2 separate regions of the Mus musculus genome follow, and region 1 is linked to region 2. Evidence: chromatin loops called from intact Hi-C (ENCODE). Cell type or tissue: heart. All regions are shown on one strand. Each heading gives the region's core, and the rest is flanking DNA. Links, peaks and the distances in the headings are about the cores only.

Evidence for each region. A loop is a pair of places that touch in the nucleus more often than their neighbours do. Peaks named below come from ENCODE experiments on the same cell type or tissue, not always from the same donor. Only the 100,000 strongest peaks of a DNase experiment are listed, where the experiment ranks them.
Region 1: a loop joins it to region 2, with 2.0 times the contacts of the local background. A loop is called at or near these places in 2 of 42 quality-filtered maps.

Annotation. Positions count from the first base shown.
Region 1 is chr4:59,182,098-59,198,521 of GRCm38, forward strand. It overlaps Ugcg (UDP-glucose ceramide glucosyltransferase), which reads left to right and starts at 7,453. Exons shown (of 9, transcript NM_011673.3): 1 at 7,453-7,644. The coding sequence starts at 7,547. In heart, for the core only: a CTCF peak has its summit at 5,393 (motif pointing left); DNase peaks (open chromatin) are centred at 7,234 and 7,334; H3K4me3 peaks cover 2,931 bases; H3K27ac peaks cover 2,116 bases.
Region 2 is chr4:58,991,226-59,007,649 of GRCm38, forward strand. It overlaps Dnajc25 (DnaJ heat shock protein family (Hsp40) member C25), which reads left to right and starts at 11,968. Exons shown (of 4, transcript NM_001033165.3): 1 at 11,968-12,332. The coding sequence starts at 12,006. In heart, for the core only: CTCF peaks have their summits at 8,639 (motif pointing left) and 9,583 (motif pointing left); a DNase peak (open chromatin) is centred at 11,906; H3K4me3 peaks cover 1,850 bases; H3K27ac peaks cover 1,242 bases.

The sequences.
Region 1 (16,424 bases), core at 2,983-10,982, 190 kb after region 2:
TTGCATTTTGCCAAGATGCCTGGCCCATGCATGCACACATTAAGATCTCAGAACCTGGTCTGGAACAGCAGCAAGGAGGACGGAGGAGCCAAAGTGAACTCCAAGGGATCCCAGTGGCAGAGCAGCCAAGTCATTGAAATAAGACACTTCTTTTCCTCACCCTTCACACATTCAAATTACAAGCAGTCTGGCCTATTTATTAGCAATGCAGCCTCATGTAAATTATTTACCTCCTCTTTGCCTCATTAATAGAGCTCTGTTGTCACTACAAATCCAGTGCAAACCTGCTAATTGCTATTCTTTTTTTTTTTATGTATATGAGTACACTGTAGTTGTCCTCAGACACACCTGAAGAGGACACCAGATCCCATTACAGATGGTTTTCAGCCACCATGTATGTGGTTGGTTGCTGGGAATTGAACTCAGGACCTCTGGAAGAGCAGTCAGTGCTCTTAACCGCTGAGCCATCTCTCCAGCCCTTGTTTTTAACTTATAATAAAGTGGAATTGCTGTTTTTAATCTCCATACCCTGGATGTTAAGTTTTCCTAACTAGTACAGATAGTATTTACTCTTTTTTTTTTAAAAAAATATTTTATTTATTTTTAGAGTCTGGGTGTCTTGTCACACTAGTTGACTTTGAACTTGGCTTGTAGCTGATGGTTTCTCAATTCTTTTTTTTTTAAGATTTATTTATTTATTTATTTATTTATTTATTTATTTACAGTGTATACACTGTAGCTGTCATCAGACACTCCAGAAGAGGGCATTTTTGTTATGGATGGTTGTGAGCCACCATGTGGTTGCTGGGATTTGAACTCAGGACCTTTGGAAGAGCAGTCAGTGCTCTTAACCGCGGAGCCATCTCTCCAGTCCAGTATTTACTCTTTATAGATGGCTTCTTTCATTCAATATTATGCCTATGCTGAAAGACGGATTGAAGAAAGAGAGACTGCAGGATGAGTCTGGGCTTCTCAAACAGCAGAGGGTTCAGCCTCTCCAGCACTGAACACTGACAGCTTCCTAGAAACTCTTTTTATTGCTAAACAAAATGCACTTTTAGCAAGTCAATTTCTATATCAGACTTCTTATCCGATATAGGGGTTGTTTTGACAGACCCATCATCTAAGCATTTATGCCCTGAGAATCCTTTAGAAAAACAAAATCCCCTTAACAATCCCTGACAAACCCCGGCAGTGGTGGCACACACCTTTAATCCCAGCATTTCGGAGGCAGAGGCAGGTGGATTTCTGAGTTAGGCCAGCCTGCTCTGCAGAGTGAGTTCCAGGACAGCTAAGGCTACACAGAGAAATCCTGTTTCAAAAAAATACCAACAAACAAACAAATAAACAAACAACCCCCCCAACCAAAACAACAATCACTGACCAAGACTACTTCAAAGCATGGGAGCAGCCATCACTCCAGAATTCATGCCAGACATGATGGTTCTGCTAAAATTTTGGTTCATTCATTCATTCACACTTGCAGGAGCTCTCAGCCAGGCAATGCATGTTTTAACCCCAGTATTAGGAAGCAGAGGCAGGCAGATCTCTGAGTTCAAGGCCAGCCTAAGACAGTAAGTTCCAGGACAACCAAGGTTACACAGAGAAACCTTGTATCAAAACCAGCAAACAAGCAGGCTCTCAGGTTGTTGCTATGTATTAGGAAGTGTATGCATGTATATATGTATGTATGTATGTATGTATGCATGTATGTTTGTGTGTGTGTGATAATACAACACTCCAGCTTATTTTATAGATAAGAGCACTGAAGTAACTGACTTTTTCATGTCATGTGGCAAACAAGTAGAAGAACTAAAAATTAAACCCAGTCTGGTTTTCAAGGTACTTTTACTTAATTGGTAGAGTGCTTAAACCCAAATTGAGTTTATCTCAACAGCCTTTGCTCTTTAATGAGAGTTAAATGTGGCTGATTGTGGTGGCATAGGCCTTTAATCTGAGTGCATGAGAGGCAAAAGCAGGCAGATTTCTCTGCTTTTCAGGCCAGCTAGGCTGTATACATAGGGCTTTTAAGATCAGCCAGGAGCACACAATGAGACCTTGGCTTTAAAAAAAAAAATCATATTTTAATTACATTTTAGTAATTCTTTTTTTTTAGTTTTTTTAATTAATTTTTTTGAATTCTTTTTTTTATTAGCAATTCTTTGAAGTAATAAAATAGGAAGTAGAACTTATATACCAGGTGCTATTTTTTAAATATTAATTATAAATATTAAATATAAAATATTGTTATAGCAGTCATGGAATATTTGATAAGAGGCCAAAAAGATTAAATGAAGTAACTTTATGAAATGAATTAATTGAATGAATTAATTAAATGAATCTAGTAATTGAAATGAATGAAATGCTAAAAAGAAAGACCACAATGTTTGAATTGCCAATGCATCTTAGTGTCTCTGTCAATATATTTCACTGCATTTAAAATGTTAAAACTAATACGTATATAATATTGTTTGCCAAACAATAATTGATTCAATTAATTCATTTCAATATACTCACTTTAGAGAGCAAGCAACGGGTAGAAGGATCAAGAGTGTGCTGCTGTCTCTCAAGAGTGCTTTCTTGCACCAGGTATAGTAGCTTATGGCTGTAATCCTGGTAACTCCAAAAGTTGAAGCACGATGGCCAGTGGGTCAAGACCAGGAGCTGGGGAGATGGCTGAGCGGGTGAAGGGCCCTGAGGACTTGAATTCAGATCCTTAAAACTTAGGTGAAACTCTGGCAGCAGCAGTTAGGGTCTATAAGCCCAGTGCCGGGTGAGGATGACCAGGGGTTTGAACACGGGAGGACCACCCGCCGTCTATCTAACACTGTAATCTTCAGGTTCAGTGAGAGACCTTGTCTCTCAATCAATCAATCAATAAGATGGAAAAGATGATAAACTGTTTCTCTGCTGGTGAATGAATATATTCAAGGCACATTAGATTATATTAAATGCAGGTTTATTGGGAAGCTGCTCTCCGGCAAGTTACTGGCCCCAAGGAAGGAGGCCAGGGAAGTCACCATGGGAATTAGGGAGAGAGCACCCAAACAGAGAAAGAAGAGTAGGAGAAGAAGAGAGAGGAGGGAGAGGAAACCAAAATGTCTGGATTATATAGGGAAGAGCCTCTGGGGGAAGGGCAGCCCAGCTGGCAGGCTGGAAAGTATAGGATTGGGGGCAGGGTGTGCCAAGTAGGGACTAGGGGATGCTGGGAGAACCTGAAAGCCAGGTTTGCTTTGACCTGTAAAATATATACCTTAGTCCCTTGTCCTGGGGTCCAAAACCAAACAAGGGTGACTGAAGAAAACACCAGATGTTAACATCCAGCCCCTCCACAAACACTGACACAAACAAGCACACTCTTGTACACACACACACACACACACACACACACCACACACACACACACACACACACCACACACACACCACACACACACATACACACACACATACACACACACCACATACCACACACCACACACACACACACACACACACACACACACACACACACACACAATTTTTGAAAAGTGTTTTCTGCTCAAACTAACTTAGGAAAATACCAATACATGTGTAGGAAATAGGAGACGTAACTAAGCAGTAAAGAACACATATTAAAGTTCTGACCTAGCAAACTGTGGGTTAGCAAAATACATTGTAAGATCAAATATGAAAACTTTAAAAGTAAGTAAAATAAAGCAGTTTTTAGCTTGGTGTTCAGATAAGAGCAGAGGAGCTGAACAGGATTTGAACTCCAGTGACCTGTGGGCACTCCCCTAGACCACACCCACTAAACAACCAGCGGTTTATCAAAGGACCAAACAAAGGTATGCTAATCACCCCAGCTGCACCAACATACACCACTTTTCTAATTCCAATTAGAATATATATATATAATTTCTCTTGTCAAGTAGAATCAGTATTTTTTTTCTGTTTTTGAAAACTTCATTTGAACAACATACGTTTTTGAAACTTCAAATGAAACTTCAAATGTACTCAGTGTCTAGGAAGTAATTTTTCCGCACGTAAGTTTGGAAAGCTTTTCTAAGGATGAAAATTCACAACAGACGTCTTAAAACAGTAACAGTAAGGAACCAATTACTGCTACCATTCTTTAGGGTTGGTTTTTGAAGACCAGGTTTGACTGAGTGTAACCCAGGTCAGCCTCTCACCATCTTCCTGCCTCTGACTCTCAAATACAAGGGTTACAAGCGTGCACCACAGTCCCAGCTCTGAACTGTGATTTTAAGGATGTTTATTGAAATATTAAAAGAAAAAAAAAAACAATGCTGACAAAGATAGGAGATGTAGTCAGTGAGCGCTGGAATGCAATGAGTGCTGTTTATCCACAGGTGGGTTTTCTGATGGTCGTCCCTGTTTGACCAGGCAAAGTCACACATCAGTCCTTTGAGTCCATGCTGGGATTAGACTAAAGGCCTTGAGACTGCCAAGCAGGTGATCTGACCCTGAGCTATACCTCTAGGGCTTGTATATCTTTACTCACTTCTCTGAATTAATTTTGTGGGAGGGACGAGGGAGATGATTGATGTCTTTTTCTCTTTTTAAAAAATACTTTTTAAAAACTTAAGAACAAAGAAGAATTCTGAGCAAACTTATTTGTGGCTTTTGTCAATGTAGAATAGTTCATTTATGCACTGAACAAAATATTTTAGTGCTTACAAGGTAGAGTTAGTGGATCTCATTGATCTTAGTTCAGACTTTCACAGCATTTCCTGTTACATATATTTACATAATTCATAATACCTAAGTCATGAGACATGATGTGAGTTACCTATTTGAATATATTTAATACATATGTTTATATAGTATACTACATAGCATATGTGTGTGGAGCATTCACTATTTTAAAATGTCTTTTAGAGTAGTTTTAAGTTCACAGCCAAACTGAGCAGAAAATCCTGCTTTCCCACACATCCCACTATATCCCTCTCCAGGACTTCTCTACTGTCAAAATCACACACTCGTGTGACACATTTGTTACAATCAATGAAGCAGCACATCGTTACCACCCAAAGTCACACTTAGTACTAACATTCACTCTTGGTGTACTTTCCCATCCATGACAAGTGTATGTCATCGACCACGTGGATCATACACAACAATTGGCAATCGCTGGAATCTTTTGTTTTTTACTTTGCCATTCTCAGAGTATCAATGTTGACATTATAAAGTATGTTGACTTTTTAGATTGGTGAATGAGAAATTTCTTTAAAGATGATATTTTCCTTGTGCTGGAGGGATGGCTCAACGGTTAAGGGCACTGGCTGATCTTCCAAACCTGTGCAAAGCAAGATCTACTTGGTACTCACAACCATCTGTAACTCTAGTTCTGGGGAAATCAGATGGGGGAATCAGACGCCCTCTTCTGTTCTCCATGGATACTGCATGTCCGTCCTACCAGGGTCTTTTTGAAAGATTAACAAGTGCTCTAATAGCTGAGCCAGCCATCTTTCCAGCCCCTAGAGCTCTGGTTGGAAAGCCAGGTTTGAGCAGACTAAATTTAACCAGATGAAGTGCAACAAAGTTGATCATTATTCACTTATACCCAGTTACACCAACTTTCTTTGTCCTTTCTGTGTTACCCACCATACTGCATGGAATCCTTTGCTGTAAAGGTCTAGGAAAGATTTGGAAAAAATGAAAAATGCTACAAAATGCTCAAATTGAGAAATTCATATCCTTGACCAAGTTCAAGGAAGTATTGAGAACACACAGCATTGTTTTGTATATGACTAGCAAACACATTTTAAGAAAAAGAAACCTGGCCTATTATTTTTATTTGTAAGATGTCACTGAGTGTGAGATGCATTTCCATTTTGGATTCTTGAAAATAATGGATTATTGAAAATGTGTTAAGAATGCTTTAAAAGTGGGCCTTAGAATTGATTAATCACAATCGTGGCATTTAAAACCCTGTGCTATTATTTCTATGTATGGATTCCATCCTGCTGTAACTCTATTAACCAGTAACTCTCAACAACTGGAAATTAATTTCGAAGCATGGTTCTTTCCCACTGATTTTTCACCAGTAGAACAAAGGACACTGCAAACCTTAAGGATTTTTTTTTTTTCCTTTTTCTTTTTTCGAGACAGAGTTTCTCTGTGTAGCCCTGGCTGTCCTGGAACTCTGTAGACCAGGCTGGCCTCGAACTCAGAAATCTGCCTGTCTCTGCTTCCCAAGTGCTGGGATTAAAGGTGTATGTCACCACTGCCCGTCATTTTTGGATTATTTTTTAAAAGTAACTTGAATAATAAACAGTTTAAACACAGAACAATTGTAAACAATATAGATGTATCCAGGCTGAAGAAACAAATGGAAACATTTACTACTAGCTTCTCCCAGTTGCGACTTAAAGTTAGAATACTCTTGTTTTTCCACCACAGGGATTCATTGAATTTGCCCAGCCTGGCCTGGAACCTGTGTGTTCAAGTTCAGGTAATTCTCCTGCTTCAGTCCCAGAAGTAACTGGGCTACATACAGGCTTCTCACACAGCCTAGCCTTCATTTCCCCATTTTCAGTATCGTGCACATGCATAATTAAACGTTTTAGTAATAGCAACATTTAACAGCTTTTTAAAAATGGAGTAACGTAATTTAACCCAGTATGACTAAAATCTATCATCCCAGCAAATAATACAAGATTTATGAATGAGATGGTTTGTCAGCGGTGTACTGGCAACACTTAACAGCCTAGCACTGCTCGAACTAGCTACATTTCCATAACTCTCTTGGCTACATCTTAGCCAAATTACACTCAGCTGCCCTAGAGAACGCACAATCTTGCGCGAATTCAGCATCAAGCGATTCTTCCAATTCTGAGTTTGGGGATTCCTTAAATAACACAGTCTCTTGGCTCCTCCGGATTTGGCCAAGATAAAGTGTAGAGGCGGCGCGTGCTGCTTAGAGACAGTGCAGGGGGGGGGGGGACCGCGGGCGCGGGCGGCGGCAGCGGTTGGTAGCTGCCGGGCGGCGAGCACGCGGGGGCAGCTCCACCCGTGGGCGCGCGGGCCGGCACCGAGGCGCGAGGGCGCCGCCCCGGGGGCGGGGGCACGGGCACCGGGCTCCAGAGGGCGGGGCAGGGCGGACCGCATCGTGCCGGGATTCGGACGCCGGCAGAGAGCACGGACCAGAACGCAGAGCCGCGGCGAGCGAAAGGGACGACGGCGACGGCGGCGGCGGCGGCGGCGGCGGCGGCGGCGGCAGCGGCAGCCCAAGGGTCTGGACCACGGGAGCCCGAGCGCGCGGCAACGGCCGCCTAGAGCGCGCAGCGCGGTCAGCCTGCGCTCGCAGCACACCAGCGCGCGCACGCTAAGGGGTGCGCGGTGCCGAGCGCGCGCCGAGTGGCCGGGGGCGCGCAGGCCCTGCCCGCCCCTTCCGTCCTCACGCCCGCCGCCCCGCCGGCCCTTCCTCTCCCACCTTCCACTCGCGGCCCGCGCCCCGCACCCGGCGGCCCCCGCGTCCTCCTCCCGCGGCAGCGCTGTCCGCGGCGGCCGGAGCGGGCCGGGCCGGGCCAGCGGGCCGGGGGATGGCGCTGCTGGACCTGGCCCAGGAGGGAATGGCCTTGTTCGGCTTCGTGCTCTTCGTGGTGCTGTGGCTGATGCATTTCATGTCCATCATCTACACGTGAGTTGGAGGGTCGGGGCCTCGGGGACGAGCTGGACTGGCAGGCGTGTGTGCGGTGGAGGGTAGCGTTTTGCGGGGATAGAGAAAGCTGATCCCCAAACGGCCCCCTAAATCGGTCTCCTTGGGGCGGTGCGACGCGGGGTCCTGGAAAGGGAATCGCGCTGGAGTCGCGACCCGACTCCTGGGTTGCAGGCGACTACCGAGCTCTAGGAGAGGAGCCTGCTTCTCTGTCTGGTGGAGGGTTGTCTACTTGGTTTGATTGTGTAGGAGATTCGTGTGATTTTTCTTCCCATCTGGGCGAGGATGTATGGTGTATTGTGAGGTTTTCCGCTCCCTCCGCGCCGGCCACGTCTCTATTATGGAGATGGTCCTTTACACTCTTCCGGGAGCTGATCACCACCACCCCAGGCTTCCCAGTGGATTACCTCCTTCCTAGAAGAGCTATGTGTTTAGCTAGGTGTGTAGCACCTGCCCGCCTTGAAGAAGGTCCGTCTCCGAGCCAGTGTTATAAAGCATCGAGTCCTGTCAGCGTGGCATTTCAGTATCATGTCTTTATTTATCTTTTTTCCAAGTCTTTATGTATTGGCTTGTTTGGAGTTACATCCTTAATCTGTTTTCCACACACATCTCTTCATTTGGCAGGTACCTCCTAAGGCCTACTAGATACCACCTGGAGTTGGGCTGGGGACATAGGTGAGAAAGCAGGACAAAACTCCTGCCCTCATGAAGCTTACATTCTAGAAGGATGAAACATGATAAAAATCTAAATAAGGTTATTCCCTATAAAGCTCATGACTAAAACAGAACAGAGTGAAGGGGCGGAGAGAGACATGACATAGGTGGCTGAGTTTTGATCCATCAATGAAATGTCTTTAAAATGAAGCCTGTTTAAATGTGTAGAGATGAACTCACTTGGCATTTTAGCCTGAAAGAGGAGGGAGGAAATTTATTTTTATTTATTTATTTATTTATTTTAAACTACCAGATAGGGATAGGCTAGAATAGGCTGTATGTTAATGAAAAACAGGGAAGGACGTTAGGCAGTTACTTTTTTTTTCCACTATAGAAAACATGTGCTTTTCTCCGATTGGTGTGCCATTTCCTGACGCCGAGAAAGACAACACCTGTATAAGATAAGCAGACAGGGTTTTGTGGGGTTTTTTTTGAAAGTGAAAGAAAACATACCCCGTTTGGAATTTAGAAATGTAAGCAGTATTCATTTTAACTACATGGGCTCTTTAAAAAGCAATAGTTATTTTATCAGGAATTTAGACAGTACAGAAAGGAATAAAGAAGATAGTTATAACATACTAAAACGTTACCTTGTTAACCATTTTTGCCTACCTTCCCAATTAGGTATATATATATCAGGCAGAAGAGGAGAGAGGAGATTGTACCATGTCATGACTGTTGTTCCATGGCCTGCTTTAAAATCTCCCCTACTGACTAAATGGTGTTTGATAAGCAGTACAGGGCACTGTTCTAGGTGCTAGAAGTTAAGCATGAAGAACCAAACACCCCAAGGCTGTTGCTTGTCGGGAGCTGCCTGCAAAGCAACCTGACTATTGTTTTTCTCCTATCAACAAATGTGTGAGCTCTCTCCATTAGTGTAGGAAGATGCATGGCATTTTGGCTTCTGAGCTTTTAATATTCATTTATTGTTTTTGGTAGGCAATTCAGTTGATTTAAGCAACACTTAAAAAGAAACAGTTATATTTGTATTTCTTAGCTTTTTCCTGTGCTGGGAACCAAACCCAGGGCCTTCTGTATTTTGGGCAAGTGCTTCATCCCTAAGATATATTGCTAGTTCCTGTGATGAATTCTTTTTTTTTTTTTCCCTCGAGACAGGTTTTCTCTGTATAGCCCTGGCTGTCCTGGAACTCACTTTGTAGACCAGGCTGGCCTCGAACTCAGAAATCCGCCTGCCTCTGCCTCTGGAGTGCTGGGATTAAAGGCGTGCGTCACCATGCCCCTGCTCTGTGATGAATTCTTATACATGCATCTCTTTAAATCACATTTCTTAGGGGGAAAAAGTATTGGACCAGAAATGATACATCTTTTAATCTTTGTTACAATGTTGCCTTATAAAATGTGATAGCTATTCCTAGTCCTGGCCGTCAGGTGATGGGTATTTCCCTGTTCTGTGTTCCTTATTCTTCACTATTTCTTCTGTTTTGATTTTCATCCATGTAGTTATTGGTTCCACTAAGTTGCTTTTCAGATATGTATATGATAATTTCATTTAGTCATAAATTATGTGGCTATAGTCTTTTGCTTATACTGCAGTCTATTACCAAGCTCCTGTGCTTTTGTGGAGGTAACTCCTATGTTAATCTGTCACATGCTGTTGCTTCTCCTGTCTATTTTATTGTCTCTCACCTTGAAGCTAGACAAGTGTTCTGCTTTATGTTCCCTTTTATCGTCTGCATTTCCAAGTATTGTATATATTAATTATATGTTTGTTAGTCTGTTTTCTTCTACTGTTGTGAATTTTCCCTTTTAATTTTCACATACTACACTGTGATTTTTCTCAGCATTTTTCTTAATTTTATTTTTTTATTGTTTTTGGTTTTTGGTTTTTGGTTTTTCGAGACAGGGTTTCTCTGTGTAGTCCTGGCTGTCCTGGCTGTCCTGGAACTCGCTCTGTAGACCAGGCTGGCCTCAAACTCAGAGATCCACCTGTCTCTGCCTCCCGAGTGCTGGGATTAAAGGCGTGCGCCACCACCAACCGGCTCTCAGCATTTTTCTTTGTTATATAACGAGATCTAGAGCCCTAGTTAATAATCCTTTTCTGAGATAGGGTCTTACTAGGTAGCTCAGCTTATCCTGGAACTCATAATGTAAACCAGGCTGACCTTGAACTCACGGAGATCCATCTGTCTTTGCCAGGGTTCTAGAATTAAAATCGTGTGCCAACCATGCCTAGTTATAATTTTACATTTTGGAGCATAGTACAAATATTAGCTTTGTTGAAGTGCTGTAAAAAAAGCTTTGTAATAATTATTATTTTTTTTAATACTCCAGGGTGTTACCTTTAAATGTTAAAACATTGTGTGTGTGTGTGTGTGTGTGTGTGTGTGTGTGTGTGTGTGTGTTACAACTTCACAAACAACCTGCAAGAGTTAGTTCAATTTTTTCCCTTATACCATGAGGGGGCTCGGGGCTGGGGATTGAACTCAGGTTATCAGGCCTGGTGACAAGCACCTTTACCTACTGAGCCATATCTCCTGCCTCAATGTTACCCTTTTTATACACATAAGAGCATATTCTGGGTTGAGAGTGCTGGCACACAGGCAGGTAGATTTCTGAATTCACGGCCAGCGCGGTCTTCATAGTGGGTCTCAAGGCCAGCGTGGTCTTCATAGTGGGTTCTTCTAGGACAGCCAGAGTTGCATAATGGAGAGATCCTGTCTCAAAACACCAAAATCAAACGAAAGAAAAAAATTTCCTGGAAAGAGATGTGCAAATCAAACACCCAAAGTGTCTAGATCTCATTGTATAACAAAGAAAATACTGAGGAGGAAAGTCACAGTGTAGGATGTGAAAATTAAAAAGGAAAATTCACAACAGTAGAAGGAAACAGACTAACATATATAATTAACATATATAATACTTGGTGCATATCTGTAATCTTAGCACTTAAGGCTGAGACAGGAGGATTGCAGTGAAGGCTAGCCTAAGGAATATTATAAGACCCTGTGTCACAAAAACAAAAACTTTAAGGCAAATAACTAGCAGTCAAATTTGTATATAGATTCAGCCGTACTCTTCCTGAAGTTTCTGATATTTGTTTGATAAGCTAGTTAGTTTCTCTCTCTCTCTCTCTCTCTCTCGTTTCTTTCTTTCTTTGCAGTCTGGTCTCATTGTCACTTTTTTTTTATGTATGGTTTCATTAAAAAAAAAATCGTTTCCTAGTTTGATGGGAATTGTTTTCAGGTGGAGAACAAGGTTGTTGTTGTTGTTGCTGTTTTGCTTGCCCTCTCCTAACTGGACATGTAAAATTGCAGTTGAGTCTCAGCATTTAACAAAGTTAAAAAACTATGGAAATAGTATTTTGTTTAAAATGCTGTGCAGAATCATCTTTATTTTATTAAAAGGATGTATTTTCTGAGTATATGTTCTGTCTGCATCTCGGCTGTCCTTTTAAGACAAAGATGTAAGCAGATGTTGGTGCCCTCTCCCTGAAAACTCGTGCTTGCCGCTGGCTGACGAGCAGTTGCCAGGCTTCTAAACACCTAGCTTTGTATTGGGTGTCAGGTCAGCAGGAGGGCCAGCTCCCAACTGTTAGAGAAGCATGAGCAGCATCAATACGCAATAAAAATGTATCAATGGCACCTGCTGAATCCGTTCTAGTGTATCTTCTTCTAGTTAGAGAAAAGTCTTGGCCCATGTTTTCAACAGTGGAGCTAACCTTTGATTAATACATTGACTGTCTCTTACTCAATAAAGTTATTTGTTCTGATTTCACAATTCCCATAAGCACCCCTCCCCCCAATAAAGGGTGGTTGTCTATAAAATGGAAACAGGTGTTTCCCATGTTTTGAATTGGTCTCTACTGATGGATATCTATCTCTACCACCCACTTTGTTCCTCTCTAACTTTAATACCAAATGGAGACACAGGCATTTCACAGTATTATTTTAGATGGCAGATATTTATGGGAAGGGTCTTATTTCCCCGATTTTTGATTTTCCAAAAATAGCAGGTGATTATAGTCTCAAGCAGTCAGTGTGAGCTAAGTGGTCTTTATGGGTTACTTTGTTTTTCCTTTTGTCAGAGTGAGTTTGGTTTCCTAGTTGGGAACTGAAATGAAGACATACAAAGGTCTGAAAGCAGTTGTCTTCTTCCCCTGGAGGCATGTGGAAGCCATCCTTTGGGATGGTTGATCTCTCCCCATGCATTCTTGTTCTCTCTTCTTCCTTCTCCGTGTACTGCTTGTCTTTCCCCTCTCTGTGGGTGCTCTACTGATGAGCATTAGACACTCATTTTTGGTTAGCTGATTGGAAGTGACAGGCCAGCATGGGAATAGTGCTTTTAAAAAATTTATTTACCTTTATGGGTATGTTTACTTTTATGGGTATTTTGCCTGCATGTATGTTTACTTAGCACGTGTATCACTGGTGCTCGTAAAGGCCAGAGGGACTGGTGTTACAGTCTTTTTTAATTTTCTGGTGTGTGTGTGCGTGTCCGTGTGTGTCCGTGTCCCTGGCTGTCCTGGAAAGCATGCTCTGTAGTGCACGCTGACCTTGAACTCCGGAGACCTGCCTGCCTCTGCTTCCCTAGTGCTGGGACCAAAGTGATGATCCTAGAGAGAGTGAAAAATACAAATGATAACCCAGCTTTACTGTTCAGTAGTGGCTGTCTTAATGGTTGTCCTCTGCTCCCCACACAGTTGGTTCCATTCATCTTCATATCTCCCTTTCTGCTTCACTTTTCATATTGTAAGCTAGTTATCATTTGGAAATCCTGGGTCATGTGCTTCAAATCTTACGTGACTCCCAATGCCTTCAGGTTAAACTCAGCCTCTTGACACAGGTCACTGGGAGTGGAGCCAGGACCCTGCCCCTTTTCTTCAATGGCATTGGTTACTGCGGTCCTCGCAAGGTGCACTATTTTGTCTCCAGGGTTATCGCGCCTTCCTTCCCTTTCCCCTTCCTTGCCCCTTTTCTCTCTCTCTCTTTAAAACATTTTTTTTTTCTTTTTACTAATTCAAGACTTGCGTTTTGTGAGTGCTTTGGAGTGTCACTTCTCATGTCTTCCTGGGGCTTGGGAGACATTACTCATTGAAGCAGAGTGATTTTTCTCTTTCCTGTGTACATTGTAAGTTTTTGAGGATACAGATATTGACTCATTTACCACTGTGTTTTCAGGATCTACTAAGCATTAAATCACTACTTGTTTAATGAATGTGTGATCTTTTGAGTTTCTCTAATAGCTGTACACACATACACACAAACATACATTGGTTTCATGTAATACGTAAAGTTATATATATGTCATATATATTATATAATGGATACATAGCCGTTATTTCCATCTCTCTGGTGGTAACTGCGGTTTAAGGCAAATGGTCAAAATTTGGGATGTATTTATTGGACATAGTTTTTTTTTTTAAATAAAGTTGAACCAAGTGAAATCTTGTTCTCACTTTGTCTAAACCAGTTGTAGGTGAAATAGGAACTGATTACATCAGTCAGTCTGTTTACATCAGTCTGTTAAAGATTTCCTAAGGAATCAGTTGTCTTGCTAAAAAATAATTTTACATTCAGTTCTGCCCTTTGGTGAATGCAGAGCCCAGGGCTAGCCAGGGTTGGCTTACAAATATAAATGCCACAGAGGGTCCCTCTTCTCTCTCCATCCACAGTGTTTTCAGATACTGAATAATTTAAAGGCTAGGGTCTGCTTTGAATGGGAATTGTGTACAAATAGGGAATGGTTCATTACTTCTGGTGGCTTTTGCCTTCATGGTATGTTGTGTATTTTTTAGCATTATCTGGTAGGTCCTTCTTATGAGCTCCCTTTGTTGGTAGCCATCAGTAAAGCATCACTGTCAGTTTCCTGTGGACCAAGTTAATTGTAGCTTCACCAGAGGGTTAGTTTTGTTTGTTTGTTTGTGAGGCTGGTATTGAGATCTCCTGCTGGCTGACTCTTTTACATTCTGTGATATTCGAGTCCATTGTCCATTGGGACACTTTGTGCTTTCCTATACGGTTAGCTAGCTCCCTGTTATCTCTCTTTCTCACCGGAACCTGGTGTCAGCAAAGTTACAGTTGCACTAAGATAGGCTTGAGCGGCTGTGAAGCACATTCAGATGCCCATCTCGAAATGCTAAGAGCTCCGTGGCAATAACATGAGTCACGACCCGACCCACACTGATCATAAACACAGCAACAGCCTTCCAGAGTCCAATTATGTGTGGCAGTGATGGCGGCCACTAATCGTTGGGGATAACTGTCATGGGCAAGCTGATCCCACAGTCAGCCCAGTTTGATGTGAAATATTAACAAGCACAGTGTGGAACACGGGGGAGAAATTCTGGCCTTGGAGCACTTGGTTTATTGGAATCACACAGCACAACTTATAAAACAAAAAACAAAACAAAACAGAAGGAGCATAGTCTGGAGCTATGAAGCCAGGTGACCTTTGCCCTGGAAGGCTATATACTCTGGGAAGCAAAGGAGGTGTCTCGCCTTGTTTAAGATTAGTCTGCCATCCCCCCACCCCACCCCCCAGGGCTGCTCCCTCTCTTCTGGGCTTCTATCCTGCCACAGCTTAGCCCAAACAAAATTGCAAGGGGTGGGGGTGGGGGGACATCAAGTCAGAGCTGTTGGTGAGTAAGTCTGAAAGATGGGAAGGCACAGAGGATGGGTTACAACCAGGAAAGCCTCAACTGTGCTTGCCAGAGACTTGGATGTCAGGGTGAGGCCGACATTCAGAAGCCCCCCTCAGTCGGGGGGAGTTGGGGATCAGGTCGAAGCACATGGAGCTTCCTGCAGAAGTCTCCTCCTGCCACCCCTTCCCCTGCTGCTCTGAAGAGACCCACTCTAGTTCAGTGGAGAAGGTGGGACTCCAAAGGCTGTTCCTTCTTTCTGCCCATGGCGTTTGGACTCTACTCCAGCTTCACTGCCCTGCAGCTAGCAGGGCCAGCCTTGCCCACGGCGCTTATAAATACCTCCCTTCCTGGCCTTGACAGTGGCCTTGCCTCAATAACCTGAATGCCTTTGTTATTGTTTGAAGGTGACACTAGCTCCCAGTTGGAAGCTTTAGTCTGGAAATAATTTCTCTTGAAAAAGTATACCTTTTTTTTTTTTTTTTTTTTTAGAAAATTTACTGCATTTAATAGCTCCCAAATTGCCCACTTAAGTTTGCTCAATAAAGAGTGAAACCAAAGCCACTGCCTAACTGTATAATAGGACCATTCACTCCGTGCTCAGTGTATTCTTGAAGTTGTAATAAAAGCTGATTTATGAATATTGAATGGATATATTTGTTAAAAGGGGAGATACTTCACTAGAAAAAGAATATTGTTAAGAAGCTAGGGCCAGGGCTGGTGAGATGGCTCAGTGGGTAAGAGCACCCGACTGCTCTTCCGAAGGTCAGGAGTTCAAATCCCAGCAACCACATGGTGGCTCACAACCATCCGTAACGAGATCTGACTCCCTCTTCTGGAGTGTCTGAGGACAGCTGCAGTGTACTTACATATAATAAATAAATAAATAAATAAATCTTAAAAAAAAAAAAAAAAAGATTGTTTAAAAAAAAAAAAAAAAAAAAAAAAAAAAAAAAGAAGCTAGGGCCATGCAGTGGTGATACACACCTTTAATCCCAGTACTCTGGAGATAGAGACAGGTTGAACTATGAGTTCAAGACCAGCCTGGTCTATAGAGTGAGTTCCTGGACAGCCAGGGCTATACTGAGAAACCCTGTCTCTGAAAAGCGAAAAAAATATTATTAAAATCTGTATCAGAGCGCATACTTCCCCTAACAAGAGCTAGCCTTCCAGGTATTACAGTAGTCGTGGAGAGGGGCGCTCACCTCAAGGGCAGTAGAAAGCTGGTGGGTAGTCTCTGCTCCTGAGGACTGTACTAGACTGTACTATGCAGTCTTTCTCTCTCTCCATATCCTTTACAGAGTGAGATTAGCTTGGACTTGCATACTAATGAAGAATTACCTTGAATATTGTATCTGCTATAGGACAGATATTATCCTGCCTGTGTCTCAACTTCTTCACCTACCAGGCCTAAATGAGGGAGTTTTTTGTGGTTTGGGGACCCAACAGC
Region 2 (16,424 bases), core at 5,296-13,295:
TTGTGAAACCAGATAGAGTCAATTCGTAGGGCTGGAGATGTGACTCAGCAGTTAAGAGCATGCATTGCTTTTCCAGAGGACCAGAGTCTGCTTCAACTCACAGCCACCTGAAATCCAGCTCCAGGGGAATTGATAGGAGACAACCTCTTCTGGCCCCTTGGGCATTTGCACTTGAGCACACTTGAGCACTTACTCTGTCTCTCTCTCTCTCACACACACTTAAATCTTTAAAAACCAATGTGTGAAGTTATTTTTATGATTGCAAGGAAACCTTAGTGCATGAGGGATCCCACATCTGGAGAGCCTCTTGCAATGTCTGAGTGTATGAGAAGCTGGCAGTGTTACCTCAGCTGTGACTCTTCCACCAGAGTAGCCGGTGTCCAGTATTTCTTGTCCTCAGAACTGTTATCCTCCCCAGAGCCCCAGGAAAGCAGAAGGCAAAGCAGCACAGACCAGAGACCACGTCGCTAGTCGGTAGCAGGGCTGTGACTGGAAACCTGGTGTACTGGCTGGTTTTGTGTCAGCTTGACACAGCTGGAGTTATCACAGAGAAAGGAGCTGCAGTCGAGGAAATGCCTCCATGAGATACAACTGTAAGGCATTTTCTCAATTAGTGATCAAGGGGGAAAGGCCCCTTGTGGGTGGGACCATCTCTGGGCTGGTAGTCTTGGTTCTATAAGAGAGCAGGCTGAGCAAGCCAGGGGAAGCAAGCCAGTAAAGAACATCCCTCCATGGCTTCTGCATCAGCTCCTGCTCCCTGACCTGCTTGAGTTCCAGTCCCGACTTCTTTCAGTGATGAACAGCAATGTGGAAATGTAAGCTGAATAAACCCTTTCCTCCCCAACTGCTTCTTGGTCATGATGTTTGTGCAGGAATAGAAACCCTGATTAAAACACCTGGTTAGTCTTTTCTGGGGCTGACACTTTCCCCTGGGCATTCAACCTCCTCCCAACCCCGTGGTAAAGTAGACTCCTCTCGTAGGAAAGAGCAAACTGAAGGAAGGTCACACTTGCAGGATTTCTGGAAGTTTCTGTGAGCAACCTGCTGAGGGTTGGAGGAGTGTCTCTCTGGTTTTCCCTTCTGGGTTCTTCTCCCACCCTTCTATCCCTTGCCTAGAGTTTATGTAACTCGGCAGCAGGCACTCTTACAGCCCCACTTGGGCTGGGGCCCCTTTATCAGTAAGGAGGCGCATGGCCAGTTAAGTGTGTGAAAGAGAAGAAAAGGAGTGGTGTCTGTCAGGAGGACACAGCTGCTTTCTGGGAGCTTCCACTGACCAAATAAAAGATAGCTCGAACATCGGAGCAGGCAGTCAGTACCCATATAACCCAACAATAAAGACATGCTGATCCATAAATTACAGTTTCACTAATCCCGATGTAAGGAAATTATCTCCCTAAAGCACACACAGTGTCCGCCACTGATGGCGGCCAGGAGGATAGAATGGGAATGGCACAATTCTGCGACTGTTATAGTAATAATTGATTCGGGTGGTCTGACGGTAGTGGCCCACACCTTTAATCCCAGCATTTGGGAGGTAGAGGCAGGCAGATCTCTGCGAGTCCGAGGTCGACTGGTCTACAGATCGAGTTCCAGGACAGCCAGGGCTGTTACACAGAGAAACTATGTCTTAGGAAAAAATCAGAGAAAAATGAAAATAGAGTCAGGAAGAACCTTGAGCTGGAGCATATAGGAGAAAGGCTGATGGGAGAGATGTATTTGTGCAGTGCATATTGACATATACCTTCGCAGATTGTTTATTAAGGGGACAAAGGTAACTTTACAGTGGGAAAGTCTTGGCAGAGAAGTGGCTCAAGTCCACCTGGTAATATGAGACAAACAGGTGTTATCTTGTGCTTTCTGATAGTCGGTCTTGAGAGAGTGCATGGGCCAACAATTCACGGTATCCTGACAGAAATGCATAGCTTGGGGTTGGAACTTGAGGAGAAAGCAGACAAACTCATGCTCAAAACCCTATAAAACAAAGAGCGTGTGTTTTAATCTTTCCAAGCGTAAAGGTCATAGGAGACAGAGAAAGACTTAGAGAGTGTTCTAGAACAAGAGAACAAAACAAACATGACAACAGACGACCCTGCGTTACTGTGGAGAGGAGCGTGGGGTTAGCTACAACAGACGAGGCTGAAAGAGCTGCTGGGGTCTGAACACGGACTGTGGATTCAGGGAATCTGGCCAACCACGAATGGCCTCAGAGCCAAACTACTGGATAGATTTTTGGGTGTTCTCAACAGAAAAGGATGAGTGTGTGAGGCGAAAGGAAGCAGAAACCCACTACGGTTCTCTGAGGGTCAAAAGTTAAACAGAGTGGCTCACGATTAGGTTACTCCAGTTCCCCGGGGATTTGATGTCCTCTGCAGGCAAATCACTCACACACACTGAAAACCAAAAGACAACAAATAACACTCTGAGTTCCAGGCCAGCCTGATCTACATAGCAGTTCCGGGGACGCTGCCTGTGGGTCTTCACTTACCGGAGAGGGGAGGAACTCTTTCAGGCTTCTTCTGTTAAGGGCACTAGTCCCAGTCATGAGGGCTCCATCCTCAGGACCTATGACCTCAGAAATGTCTCCACAATTCAGTGTTAGGCCTCCAGTGTATTTGAGGATATTCAGACTCTTAGATCACAGAAGGGAGAGACAGGGAAATGAATCGGACACATAAGGGTTCTTTGGAAAGTCAGTTGTGTCAGATGATGTTTTTGCTGGGGAAAACATGTGAAGGAGTGTTTTCCTGAAGCAGACACAAGTGAAAGGATGTTCTGCTAAAGCAAGCACATGAAAGGATGTGTGATGAAGGATCCTTTCCTAATGACACACATGTATTGGTTCACCTTACAATGTGTAGCTGAGCTCTGTTTGTCATGACTCCATAGAGAAAAACACACCAAAAACCTTCTGGTGGTACTCTGGAGGCTTCTTGCCACTTCCAAGGACTCAGGCCAAGTGGCAGAGTGATGTCAGATGATGCAGACTCAAGTGGCACTTTGCTGACAGACTCACATGCTGAGGCAAGACCTGTGGACATGTAATGTTTGGAAGGAGTATAAATAGGACCCAATGGACAGTGACAGGGGACTTGCTTGCATAGCTAGCTTTGTAACACTTCTTGGTCTCCTGTCTTCACTGATCTTTGCTTCGTTCAGAGAGGCATGACAGAGAACTTCTGGTGTCCCTGGTGGTCCTAATTACTCCTGATGACTCCTGCCAATTCAGCGGAGGCCTGGCTGTTTCTGCTGGGCTGCGCCACTGCTGCTGATTGGTGTTTGCTGACTGGACTGCTGGCATATTCGTGAAGTATTTGTGAGCGGACCGAGCTGCCGCTGCTGAATCCTGGGAATGAACTGCTGGCTTCTGGCAACGCAGAGGGATTTGCCCCAAAGAACAATTTCTAAACAGATCCCCCGCCCATCCCCCGCCCCTGTATCCTAATAACCTTTCTTTTCCACTACCTCTGGTGGGTGGTGGGCTAGAAGGGAGGTTAAAGCAATTGAGAACCCATATTAAAAGTAGGTTTTGAAAAATTAAAGCTTACAGGGAAATGTTAATCCTGCTTTGTTACCAGTGACCTGGGTGTGAGGTATATGTGTATATAAGTTAAATGGCCTGTGTGCCCTTATCTTTCCTGTCACGTGCCTTTGAATACGGATCTTTTAGGTACAAAGTATCTTCAGGGTCCACTCCCTGGGTGGCCTTCTGAACCCACATCAGGATCTCTGCTTGCCATCAGTGTCATCTTCTGGTCCATCTCTGATGGCAAACTTCACCACAAACTCCAGCCTTTGTATCCTCTCACCTTCTCTAGTCAAGGTCAGTCCTGTGACTCATACGCCCTACCCTGTTGGCCCCGCCATGTTCTGTTTCTAAGAGGTAGAAGTGAGATTTTTTTTTTCCTGATAATGAAACCTGCTAAAAGCTTTGCTTAGGATGGAGAATTGTCAAATTAATCTAATGTTCTTTGATCTGTCTGGAAGGCTTTAAAGGAGAAATGGTTCCTAGATGAGTCCTCCTGTCCGAGACTGGGTTTTGCTGGAGCCGGAACTTCAAGGTTGGTGACGCTAACTGCCTCCCTTCCCCTGCCAGGCAGTGGGGACAGCCGCTCTCCAGAACAAGCAGCAGCTGTTGGGAGTTGGCCTCTCAGACTGTTACAATGTATGAGGTGTTTTCCTTTTTGTCTGCTGATTAGCACCGTAAGAGTGGGGGAGCTGTGCAGTTTGGTTTAGTTCAGATGTCAGTACTCTCAGGGAGGTGATTTTAGCTTCTATGTTTTACTCCCCCTATCCGCTCCCCCACTCGCCCCCACCTCATCAGCCATCCTCTGAGAGCCTAGCAGAAATGAAGCAGCCTCTACCTTCGCCACACCTTCCTTCCCTCCTCCACACCTCCCCTCCTCCACACTGTGTGCAGATGAATAGTTCTAGAGTAAACCACACAGCCTAGACTGACCTGACGGGTGTCCCTCTAATCACAAACAACACAGGGGCACACAAGAATTCCACATGCTTTCTCCCACCTGGGTTCTGCTTTCGCTTCTGCTCTCAGCAGCTGATCTGGACCTTGTGCTTCATGAGCACATCAAAGCCGTGGATCAAAAATCTCAGCTTTTAATGATCGAGATCACAAACTTCTTTGCACCTGTGTCCATCTTTCTGCCACTGATAACAGGAGGCTGCTCTCCTGAAAGGACTGCGTCTTCATCTTCTAATTTCACTGGGCTACTTCCGGTATTCCTTCTCTCTTGCAAAGCAAGAATCGGTTTTGATTCTGTATGAAGCTAAGGGGCTCTACACAAGAAAATGGAATATTTCCCACTTCTAAAACTATGGGCCACACTTCGTATTAAGAGGAACCATCTTAGCCGGGCGTGGTGGCGCACGCCTTTAATCCCAGCACTCGGGAGGCAGAGGCAGGCAGATTTCTGAGTTCGCGGCCAGCCTGGTCTACAGAGTGAGTTCCAGGACAGCCAGGGCTATACAGAGAAACCCTGTCTCAAAATTCCCCCCAACCCCCCCCAAAAAAGAGGAGCCATCTTTGTCAAGGAAAAGCTTGCTAAACCCGACATATAGAGTCAAAGCTGAAGTTTCTTTAGAAATGAATATTGGCAGATCCAAGGCATCAAAGAAGGAAGTGAACTACTTTGAGAGAACCTGGATGGAGTTCCCTAGTTCACCCAAAAGGGAAGAAGGGAACTGCTGAGGTGGCTCAGTGGGTAAAGGTGCTTGCTGCCAAGCCTGCCATCCTGGCTTGGACCCCTGTGACCCATGGGTATAGGAAGAGAACTGACTCCCGCAGGTTGTCCTCTGACCTTAACACACAACAGAAATAAGGGTAACCATTCTTTTAAAGAGAAGAGACTATAATTCCTTGATAATTAGAAAAGTCATTTTAAATTATTTCTAAATATTGGGATGATTCAGCTGTCCGTGGAAACTGGTGAAGGGGCTAAACTCATCACAGCGTTACCTCAGGACAAATCGGAACCCCACAGATAAAAACAGCTAGAGGAATAGAGGAGTGTATTACCTGGTTTAGTGATGCACACCTTTTATCCCAGCCCTCAGGAGACAGAGGCAGGAAGGACTCTGAGTTCAAGGCTAGCCTGGTCTACAGAGTGACTACATATAGAAACTCCATTGTATGGTTTGAAAGAAACAGATGGGGTTATAGAACTATAACTGTGGGCCAGTGCAAGGTTTCAGGTCAGATATTTCAGGCAAAAAAAACCTGAATGGTTCTAAATCTATGGGGTCCTTTCCCTAGGGAAATTGCAGGGGAAAAAAAATAAATCAAAGATACATGAAGAAGGTATCTCATAACCTAATTCCTAACTCAGATTTTATTATTACTCTTTTAAGCTTGTTTCCAGAAAAAGCAGCCCCAGTGGGTGGGAGGAAGAGGAGGGTGCGGAGGATGCAGGGCTAATACACAGATTATGGCAGCCTGGGCTCTAAGCTGGGAATCCACAGTAGATCCTAGGATAGAAAGAACCTGATGTACTGGTACAGGGCTGGTGATAACCAGAATGAAAATGAGTGAGGAATGCACGGGGCAGGGTTCATGGACCGGCCGGGCTGTGGGGGATGGGAGCTCCAGTGTGTCCATATTTATCATCATGCTTCCTCCAAGCCAAGTTTCAGCAGGGTGCTCAATCACTGTGGAAGAAACTTCTGTTGAATTTAGCTCCCTCTTACCCTAAATGGGAGCCAGGGCGTTAGAAAGAATTGTTACCAACATGTTTCCTTTTCTGTTACACAATGCCTGGAAAACCTGACGTTCACTTTGTAAGTGTAACAGTATGTTTTAGAATTTTCTTTTCACACCACTTAAAGAAGACAAATTTAACTGGGTGTTGATGGGGTTTAATCCCAGCACTGGGGTGGTAGAGGCAGGAAGATTTTTGTGAGCTCAGGGCCAGCCTGGTCTATATAGCAAGTTCCAGTCCAACCAGGGCAACATAGGAAGACCTTATCTCAAGATAGCAACAGCAAACCACAAGACTAATTTAATTTACTCTCTTATGTAGAAAACAAACAAGGACTTTTGTACTATGTCCAAATGCTTACTCCGTGAACACAATTTGATTTGTCTACCCTTCAAGCAGGAAGTCCTGCACAGGGGCTGGCTGTTACTGTGGAATTAGTGACTTTCAGGGAGTTAGGTCACCTTGATTTGCTTTTTTCATGTTATTTGTGGTTTTTGCCTTGGGACTTGCACTCCAAGAGTTAGGTCATTTTTTTAAGTTTAACATTTTTAAATGAATTGTTCATCAATTAAGATGATGGCTCAGAACTGCCTGCCATTTCAGCTTCACTGAGATTTGGTGCTCTCTTCTGGGCCTCCTCCCACACACAGGGCACACACACATACACACACACACACACAGGGGGGGGGGGTGGAGAGGAGGGGGGAGGGGGAGAGATGCATTTCTTTACTAAACTGGGTGCTGGGTGTCTGGGCACCAGGATCCATCCCGATCTTCCCACTTACCCCCTCGGCCTTTAACTGTTCCTAACCCTGGGTCTCTCCATTCAGTGTTTTCAGGCATATGATTCTTTTAAATATCTTCACCTCAGATGGTGATGTTTTATTTTGTGCTGGTATTTAAATGGTCATTTCTGGTGGTTCCCACTTTACCCTTGCTTTTGTTTTGCTTTGATTAGTCACACAGTGCGCTAGGAGGTTCCCGTAGCACTTCTTTTTCAGCTTAAGCCGTGTGGCACCGAGTCCTGATGGCATAGCCTCCTCCTCACATCCTCACCCTTGAAAATACCCTTTGTCTGTCTCGCTGAAACTTTTATTTTGACAGTGGTGACAGTTTATGCTTCACGTGGTCTAGGTTGCTTACATTCAATTAGACGTGGGATCAGAGCCAAAGACTTTGAGGGCACAGGGTCTTTCAGGAGAAAAAAAATCATATTGTGTGTGTGTGTGTGTGTATGTGCAAGCATGTACCCTTGTGTGCATGCACATTCACATGTGTATTCCACAGCATTCTTGTAGAAGTCTTTCCTTCCCTGAGTGGGTCTCAGGGATCAAAGAAGTTGTCAGACTTGGTAGCAAGTGCCGATACTCACTGAGCCTTCTCTATCACCAGCCAATAAAATTTTCTTGATAAGCAAGGGATCTGGCAATGACACAGACATGGCTGAAAAGCTGAATCATTTGTTGTTCAGTGATGTGGATATCCTCTTAGTATATCTTTTGTTTATCTCTTTTTAAGAATTCATATCTCTTTTCATGTTCCAGGCTTGTTTTGTTTCAGAAGGATACAGTGTTTAACAGCCAGGGCAGATTTCAGGAAACTGTCACCAAATCTGATTTAATTGAAATTAGGAGATCTTTCAAATATCTTTTCTCTATTAAACCTGCCAGAGTTTAAATAGTATAGTTAGCTAAAACTGTAAGACCCCCGAAGCTGGGCCTCTGCTCAAGTCCCGGGATGAGCTGGCCAGCACCCCAATGACTCGAGAGAAAACCACACCTAATGCAAACTCCTTCCACTGTGCAGGGCAGGGGAGTTCAACCCTTAGCGGTGACAGTAGGGGGCTTTTAACAGCTAGCTGAGGAATTGGGAGGAGTTGGGAGGAGTGGGAGAAGCTGGGCAGAGTTCTGCTCTTTCGGGTGTCCTTGGTGAAATTTATGAGGCAGAAGGAGTGGGGAGTGAGTTCTTTCTGAATTTTTATCTCCGTGTCCTCGGCACAGGAAGCCAGGCAAGTGCCTGGCTGGGTCTTTTACAATTATTACATCTCTAGTTGTAAAGTATAGAAACAAAAAGGCTTTTTGCTAGCTATAGAGAACAAAGAGCTTTTTTCTAGCTGTATTTTTAGAGATCAGGGAAAACAAGCTTGGGGAACGTCCAGGGGCTTTACCTTCCAGGGAGAAACACTCTAAGTTGGGGTCTCACAAAACAAACAAACAAACAAAGATCAATGCTTTCAGCTTGATAGAAGATTTTCCAGGAGTAGGCACTGGGTTGATTTTAAATTTAAATTTCTCCTTTAATTCATTTGACTCTCTTGGAATTAGAAAAGTAGTTCATAGATTCTGAGTAAGGTTAGGCAAACATTAAAAGTATGGATTTTTGGCAGAAGACGTGCAAAATTGTGCAGGAGTGATAGCACCCTCTGGTGGACAGTTTGGGAACCAGCATGCTGTCTGTTGGGTGCATGGGAACAAGCTGCGGGGAAACAGGACCAGGAAGACTCCTCTTCAAAATCTCTGCCTAGCTCTATTTTTCTGTGGCTTTCTAGTGGCAACAAGCAAGAAGCCATAGTCCAGGGGATACAGTATATAGATGCACAATAGGGATGGGTTGTGTGGACTAGTATTGTTTTGCTTATTCCAAATATGAATGCCAGAAGAGTGGGGAAATCAGAAAGACCACTTGCTTCCTGTGGTGATTAGTTAGTTAAGTGGTGCCAAATGCTGGATATGAGGAGAATTGCAGTTAACACAGGGAGAATTTTCTCCTTCTTAGGTGGATGGATTTCAAAAACAATAGGGTAAAATACAAATTAACCTCTTTCTCCCTTCCTTCCTTCCTTCCTTCCTTCCTTCCTTCCTTCCTTCCTTCCTTCCTTTCTTTCTTTCTTTCAAAAAGATTGTACCAAGTAGCCCAGGCTAGACTCAATATCTCAATCCTCTATCTTTATATCTTGAGTGCTAGGATTACAGGGATGCACATCACTTACAACTCTTCCCTCTTCATAAAAAGTGGGCATGTGTTGAGAAGGCCAAAGAGATTATGTTCATACAAGTCTGGCTAAATTAAAAAATAGTGCTAGCTATGAAATTGATATTGTTTCCACACTACTAACCATGTCTCTCGCATCATTAGGACAGTTATTAGTCAACTTGCAGTGAGGTACACATGATAAATATCACCAGGAAGAAGTTCAAAACAGTGTTCAAGCCAGCTTCTAAAAAATACTGTTAAAAATAATAACAATAAGGGCTGGAGAGATGGCTCAGTGGTTAAGAGCACTGACTGCTCCTCCAGAGGTCCTAAGTTCACTTCCCTGCAACCACATGGTGGCTCACAACCATCTGTAAGGCGATCTGACGCCCTCTTCTGGTGGGTCTGAAGACAGCTACAGTGTACTCACATCAAAAAAAAAAAAAAAAAGACAGGCAGGATAGCTCAGGCTTTAACCTTAGCACTCAGGAGGCAGAGGTGGTAAGATTGCCACAAATTAATTTAAGGCTAGCTTGGTGTACAACTGTAACTGTAGATCAGCCAAAGTGTGTGTGTGTGTGTGTGTGTATATATATATACATATATATATATACTTTGAAACTTTTTTTTAAAAGATTTATTTATTTATTTATTATATGTAAGTACACCGTAGCTGTCTTCAGACGCACCAGAAGAGGGCATCAGATCTCATTACGGGTGGTTGTGAGCCACCATGTGGTTGCTGGGATTTGAACTTCAGACCTTCGGAAGAGCAGTCGGGTGCTCTTACCCACTGAGCCATCTCACCAGCCCCTGAAACTTTTTTATTTTACTTTTTTTTTTTTTTTTTTTTTTTTTTTTTTTTTTGAGACAGGATTTCTCTGTGTAGCCCTGGCAGTCCTGAAAGTCATTCTGTAGATCACTCTATGGTCAAACTCATAGAGATCTGCCTACCTCTGCCTCCTTGAGTGCTGAAATTAAAGGTATGGTGCGCCATCACCGTCTGGTTACACTTTGAAAAATTTTAATTCTGAGACATCCTGCAGTGGTCCGAATTAGCTGTCTTAGTCGCTGTTCTATTGCTGTGAATAGACACCATGACCAAGACAGCTCTTATAAATGAAGGCATTGAGTCTTGCTTAGAGTTTCACAGGTTTAGTTCTCTCTCTCTCTCTCTCTCTCTCTCTCTCTCTCTCTCTCCCCCCCCCGTGTGTGTGTGTGTGTGTGTGTGTGTGTATGTGTGTGTGTGTGTGTGTGTGTGTGTGTGTGTGTGTGTATGAGAGAGAGAGAGTGGGGGTGAGGGGGAGCAGATGTGGGCTTTTGAAAAACTCAAAAGCCTACCTCCAACAAGACCATCTCTCTCAAGTCTTACCAAGAATCCCCTCACTCCCTGGCTACTAAGCATTCAAGTATCGGAGCCTGTGGCAACCATTCTTATTCAAACCACCACAGTGTGAGTACTCGTCAAACCTGCAAATGTGACTATTAATAGAAACTCCCCGTCTTGAAAGAGGTATTGGTATTTTGGCTCACTTTGAATTTATTTGAAATGAAATAATTGAGGTTTATAGAGGCTAAAGTCCATGTTGATACTAGAAAAATTTAATTGTATTCTTCCTGAATATCTAACATTGTCTATCAAATCTTCACTTGGTGTACAGACCAATCCCAATGGATAGATCCCTATCTATTAGTTGTTAGCCAGTTGCCATCATAGACCTGGGAAACTATAAAGTCAGTCATGTGGGATATACTGGTCATTCATTATCAACCCGACTGGATTTAGAATCACCATGGAAACACATCTCTGAGTGTGTGTGAGGCTGTTTTCCAGAAGGGTGTAACTGAGGTAAGAACAACATGGACACATCACCATCATACATAGTGAGGCATTGGATCAAATAAAAAGGAGAAAATAAATTTGGCACCCTTTTCATTCCTTTATTCTAATTTCAGATAATGTGTAACTAGCAACTTTGTTGCCAGGCCTTCTGGACTGTGGGGGCCGTATTCCCTAGAACCCTAAACCCAAATAAATCCTTCATCTTTGATGTTGCTGCTTGCAGGTATTTGGTCACAGCAACAAATAAATTACACATTTAAAAACTGTGGTTTATCTGAAATTTAAACTTAATGGAGCACGTCCTCTCCCCACTCCACCTCCTGATTTCCCTGGAGGCATTTGCAAGATCTTAAGCTGTATTTTGATTGTCACAATTAGGGATAATGGTGTTACAGGCACTTTTGTGGACCGTATGGGGGTACTACTAAACGTTTTACATCCTCCGGGCAAATAATTGTTTGCTCTAAAATATAAATAAGCAGAGAAACAGAGAACAAAAAGGCCACGGTCTTTCAGGGCTCCTGGGAGAGAGACAGTGCAATTGTCTAAGTTCATCTTCAGTTTGGGTTAGAGGGGGGGCAATGTCCAGGCCTGGAGACAGGATGCCAGTGCCCAGAGTTCCTACGGCAGCGGATGAAGTAGCGAGGTCGAGAAGGTGGCGTGTGGCTAGTCCTGCGTGTGGACTGTGCCGCACTAGGCGGCTAGGAGCGCTTCAGACAGACAGACACCTACCCCTGCCTCAGAAAAGACCGCTGAGCTACTAAGACTACCAGGCTCCACAACACACAGAAGCCGCCCGAGGCTAAGGCGTCCTTCTCTCCTAGCAACGCGCGGGGACGGAAGTGGCTGCGGCGCCACGCCCCCTGCGCCTGCGCACAGGCGCGGCCTGCTGACGTGGACCGGGCTGCGGGGCCGAGCCCGGCGCCGAGGAGAGCAGCCGCGGCCGCTGTGCTGGCAGAGCGGCGAGCGAGGCGGGGATGGCGGCGCGGCTCGCTTTGCGCGGGGGACCCGGGGCTGCCGGCCAGCGCCCATGGCTGCTGCTGGCGCCGCTGCTGCTGGTCCCGCTGCTGGCGCGGCCCGCCGAGGCCCTGGTGGAAGGGCTGTACTGCGGCACGCGCGACTGCTACGAGGTGCTGGGCGTGAGCCGCTCGGCCAGCAAGGCGGAGATCGCGCGGGCCTACCGTCAGCTGGCCCGGCGCTACCACCCAGATCGCTACCGGCCCGAGCCCGGGGACGGCCCCGGGGGCGCGCCGCCGAGCGCCGAGGCTTTCCTGCTAGTGGCGACCGCCTACGAGACGCTCAAGGTGAGGCTCGCGGGCGCTGATGGGTGGCTGGGGATTTGGGTCTCCTAGCCGGGTGATCAGGTCCTCTACGACCCCAGCACACTGCTGCCGCCTGGACTTTTAGGAGGTCCACGTTTCCCACGTGGCCGTGGAATGAGCCACCTTGGCCCGCTAGCCAGCATGGCCACCTCCTCGAGGACAGTTTTGGAGGACAGCCAGTTCTGTTTTTGGACAGTTGTTATGCAAAGCTTTGCACTTATTTTATTTTTGGTGTAAAAAGCATTCTGGTTACTTGAGGTGCATGCTCGGAAAGCAGGGTGATTGTCAGTGCTAGGATCTGAGATAGGACATAGAACAGAAAAGTCTGAAATACTGAGTATTAACAACTGATCATGCCAATTTGATAGGACAGAAGTTTGGCCTCTGGGATAATGTCAATAATGACATTTATCTAGAAGCGCGCGCACACACACACACACACACACACACACAAACAGCGAACTATCAGTCCGAAAACTGGACTGTGACTTTTGGCTCTGACAACTCCTGAGTGACCTTGGATAGTTGTTTCTGACTTGGGGCAGAAGATTGAGAATTCCTAGTAGGAAAATAATTTTTGGACGTGTGTAGTGATCTGACAAAGGCTTTATTGCCTGCTGTGCATGTAGGAGGATTTAGCTTGACCCCCTTTTCTTTGATTACTGCAGTATATGTAAAAAAAAAAATCACCTGTTATGTCATGCTTGAGGGAGGTATTTCTGTTTCAAGAGCCCCATCGGAAGACTGCAGCGTCAGTCATAGCCGTGTTTCCATCATAGCTGTGTCTCTTTCCTAGGTTTTTGTTGTTGTTGTTGTTTTGTTTTCCAGCCTTCTTGTAATGACTACTTTGGATAGCTGTATTACCATTAATGGTGGATTAGTCCTCCAGATTAGCTTTACAGAGTTGGCAATTCGGAGTCAAATTCCCTTTCTTTCAGGCTTAGAGCAGTTTGATGTTTGGAGCTATTAAGACTGTACTTCACTGACTAAATTCTCACCAGCTAGTGAGAGTACAGTTTTTGTTGGCACTCAGTTGAGGTATGGGCGAGCAGTTAGAAAGAAATTTGAAGGCTTAGTCCCCATTATTAGAGGAATGAGTGATTGAGAGAACAGGCTTCAAAAAAACCAGAAAGAACTTGCTCCCCCTGGAACCACTCAGCACATGAACCCCAAACTGTTTGCTGAGGAACGTGTGGTTCTATGCTGCCCGACCTTCCAAGGGCCTCGAGGTGCACTGGGGGCTCTGCTGAGAGAGCCAGGACAGATAGGAGCAGAAGTGCTGGCAACTGTCGCCTTCGCCTAGGTTTTGTGGGGCAAGAGATGGGTGGGTAGGTTTGGCGGGGGAATGGTAAAGGTGTTCATAAGAACTTTGAGAACAAGTGCCAGGACTAAAGTGTAGTGCCAGCAGATGACATTCTCAATGGAAGTACTCCTAGGACTCAAAATAGTTATGCTATTTTCTTAGGGACACTGTTTCCAAAGTCTAATCTGGTTGTTTTGGTTGTTTGGTTGTTTTGGTTTGTTGCTTCTAAAGGTTTCTACTCTAAAGTTTAGAACTGATTTATCAGAAAATAAAAAAGCTAGGTAAAACAATGTGTCCACTCAAGGCCAAGGGGCTTCTAGGCAGTTATAAAGTGTGTTGTCTGGCATGGTGGTGCACGCCTTTAATCCCAGCATTTGGGAGCCAGGGGCAGGTGGATCTCTTGAGTTTGAGGCCAGCCTGTTCTACAAAGCAAGTTCCTGGATAATTGGGCTACACAGAGAAACCCTGTCTCCAAATACATACATACCACCACCAACCTTCCCCCTCTCCTCCCAAATACCTAGAGTTCCTAGAGAAAGTAACATTTTACTTGACTCTGACAAGGTGTTTGTAGTAGCTCAGAACACTCAGAACACTCAGAACACTTCCCAGCAGGGAACTAGAAACTTGTGGAGTTTGGCACTGGAGGAGAAGGCCCTGGGGAGTGTTCTAGCCCCAGCTCCCAAGCCGAACTACGTCAAGATACAGCAGAACTCTGAAAATACCTGTTTAGAATTTAGATCTGAACATAGCTTCAGCTTCTCAATGGAGTACTGATAAGCTCGTCTCTGCTCTTTATATTGCCTTCAGCTGGAAAAGGACGTTAAAAGCTGTGGTGTCAAAGACAAATAGGTTGCCTGATTTGTGTTTCTGTTGTAATGGAGAACTGAGAAAGTTGCCTAAGAATAACACTTCTGAGTAATGCAAAGACTTAATAAAGATGCCATCCAGTTTGTAGGACGGGCTGATCTTCCAGTTATTCTACGGAGGTCATGCAGATATAATCACTGTTTGTTTGTATCATATCTTTAGTGTGGAAGAAGGATTTGTGGGGGAGAAGAAATATAGATGAACTTTACTAGGAACTGGTCAGGTAGACTGGTAGGGGAAATTGAGGTCCAGGGGCTCTGGACTCTAGGATAAAAAAATGGCACCCAGAAGCCTGTCCCTAAATGTTGAGCATAAGTACATCTTCCACATGGGAACTGCATTCGTGTTTGACGTCAGTGGACTTGTGGTTCTGTGCTCATATTGAGAGCAAGGGGAGCAAGGTGGGCTTTGTTTTTGTTTTGCTTTGTTTTTTGTTTTTGTATTAAAAATAAGTACAATTAATGAGACAAGAAGGTAAGACCCGTGGTCATTACTAATTTAGGAACAAGTGAGTCCGACTGTGCATGAGGAGATTGAGGGAAACCCAGAGAAGGGGTGGGTGATGGAGGGAGGGCAGAGGCCGTCCATGTGCAGATGCTATGCAAGGTTACACTTGGTTCCTGTTAGCAAGGCCGTTCTGGGTCACGACATGACTCCAGACAGTTGTGATCTCACACAGTGAGTGTGATGTGGTGTGCTTTTATGGCTGTTGGGAATTGAGAGAAATCCTAGACTTTGGAAGAAAGTGGACTCACTGGCTCAGTCAGCGCCGAGTCTCCTGGGGTGGAACACTCTAGTCTGGCCGTGGGAACTGCTGTGGCTATAGCACTTATCACACTGAGTGTAAATTTCAGGAACCCTTCCTTCTCTTGCACTAAACATGCCCCTTTGTCATGTGTATCCACAGGACCTAGCACAATGTCTGGCACATCAGATAGTGAATATTAGTTAAACTCTCATTTGGAGACAGTTGGGACAGGATGGAAATTAGAACTGTTCCCGCTGTTTGACTCAAACTGTGATTTTAGAGTAGTACAAATAATATGAACTGGACGGCTGGGAGTGAAGCAGCCTGCAGGAGAGGAGACCTGTGCTTCCCACTTTCATTGTTTTTAGGGCTTTAAAATGAGAGCAAAAATAACTGTGAATGTAGGTAAAAATTGGATTAAAAAACCAAAACCAGGAGATAGCGCAGAGTGAGCAGATGCAGGAACAGCCAGAAAAGATTCAGTTAACAGTTATGGTCGGTAAGAGATGAAGACGTAGACGCGGACAACGTTTCACAACCCGACAAGAACATAGGAAAGGTCACAGCAATATTCTGCTGTGAAGGTTATCTGATTAAAAGTTAGAGCGTGTAAAGAGATTAGATCTGTCTTGGAATGGAGGCTTCACCAGAACAATGCTTGTTTTTCTTTTTGTCAGTGGCTGAGGTGGCAGAACTCCTAGCACTTAGAGAGAATTTGGCAAAAGGAGGATCTTGCGCTCCCTGCCCTGTGCTGTGACTCACTGCAGGTTTCTTACCAGATTTCTGACTGTCCTTTCCTGAGCTGACAGGAGGTGCTAGTGGGGAGGCAGTGGAGGTACAGCTCTCTCTCCCTGTTTTTTGGTTTTGTTTTTAAACCAAGAATTGAATTTTGTATATGAGCTATATACCCAGAACTTTTTCTTTTCTTTTCTTTTCTTTTCTTTTCTTTTCTTTTCTTTTCTTTTCTTTTCTTTTCTTTCTTTCTTTTTCTTTTTTCTTTTTTCTTTTTTCTTTTTTCCCTAGATAAGGTCTTACTATGTAACTTTGGCTATCCTGAAACTCTATGCAGACAAGATTGGCCTTGAACTCACAGAGATTCTACTACCTCCACCTCTTCATTAAAGGCTGTGCCACTCTGTTGGTCTAGATTATT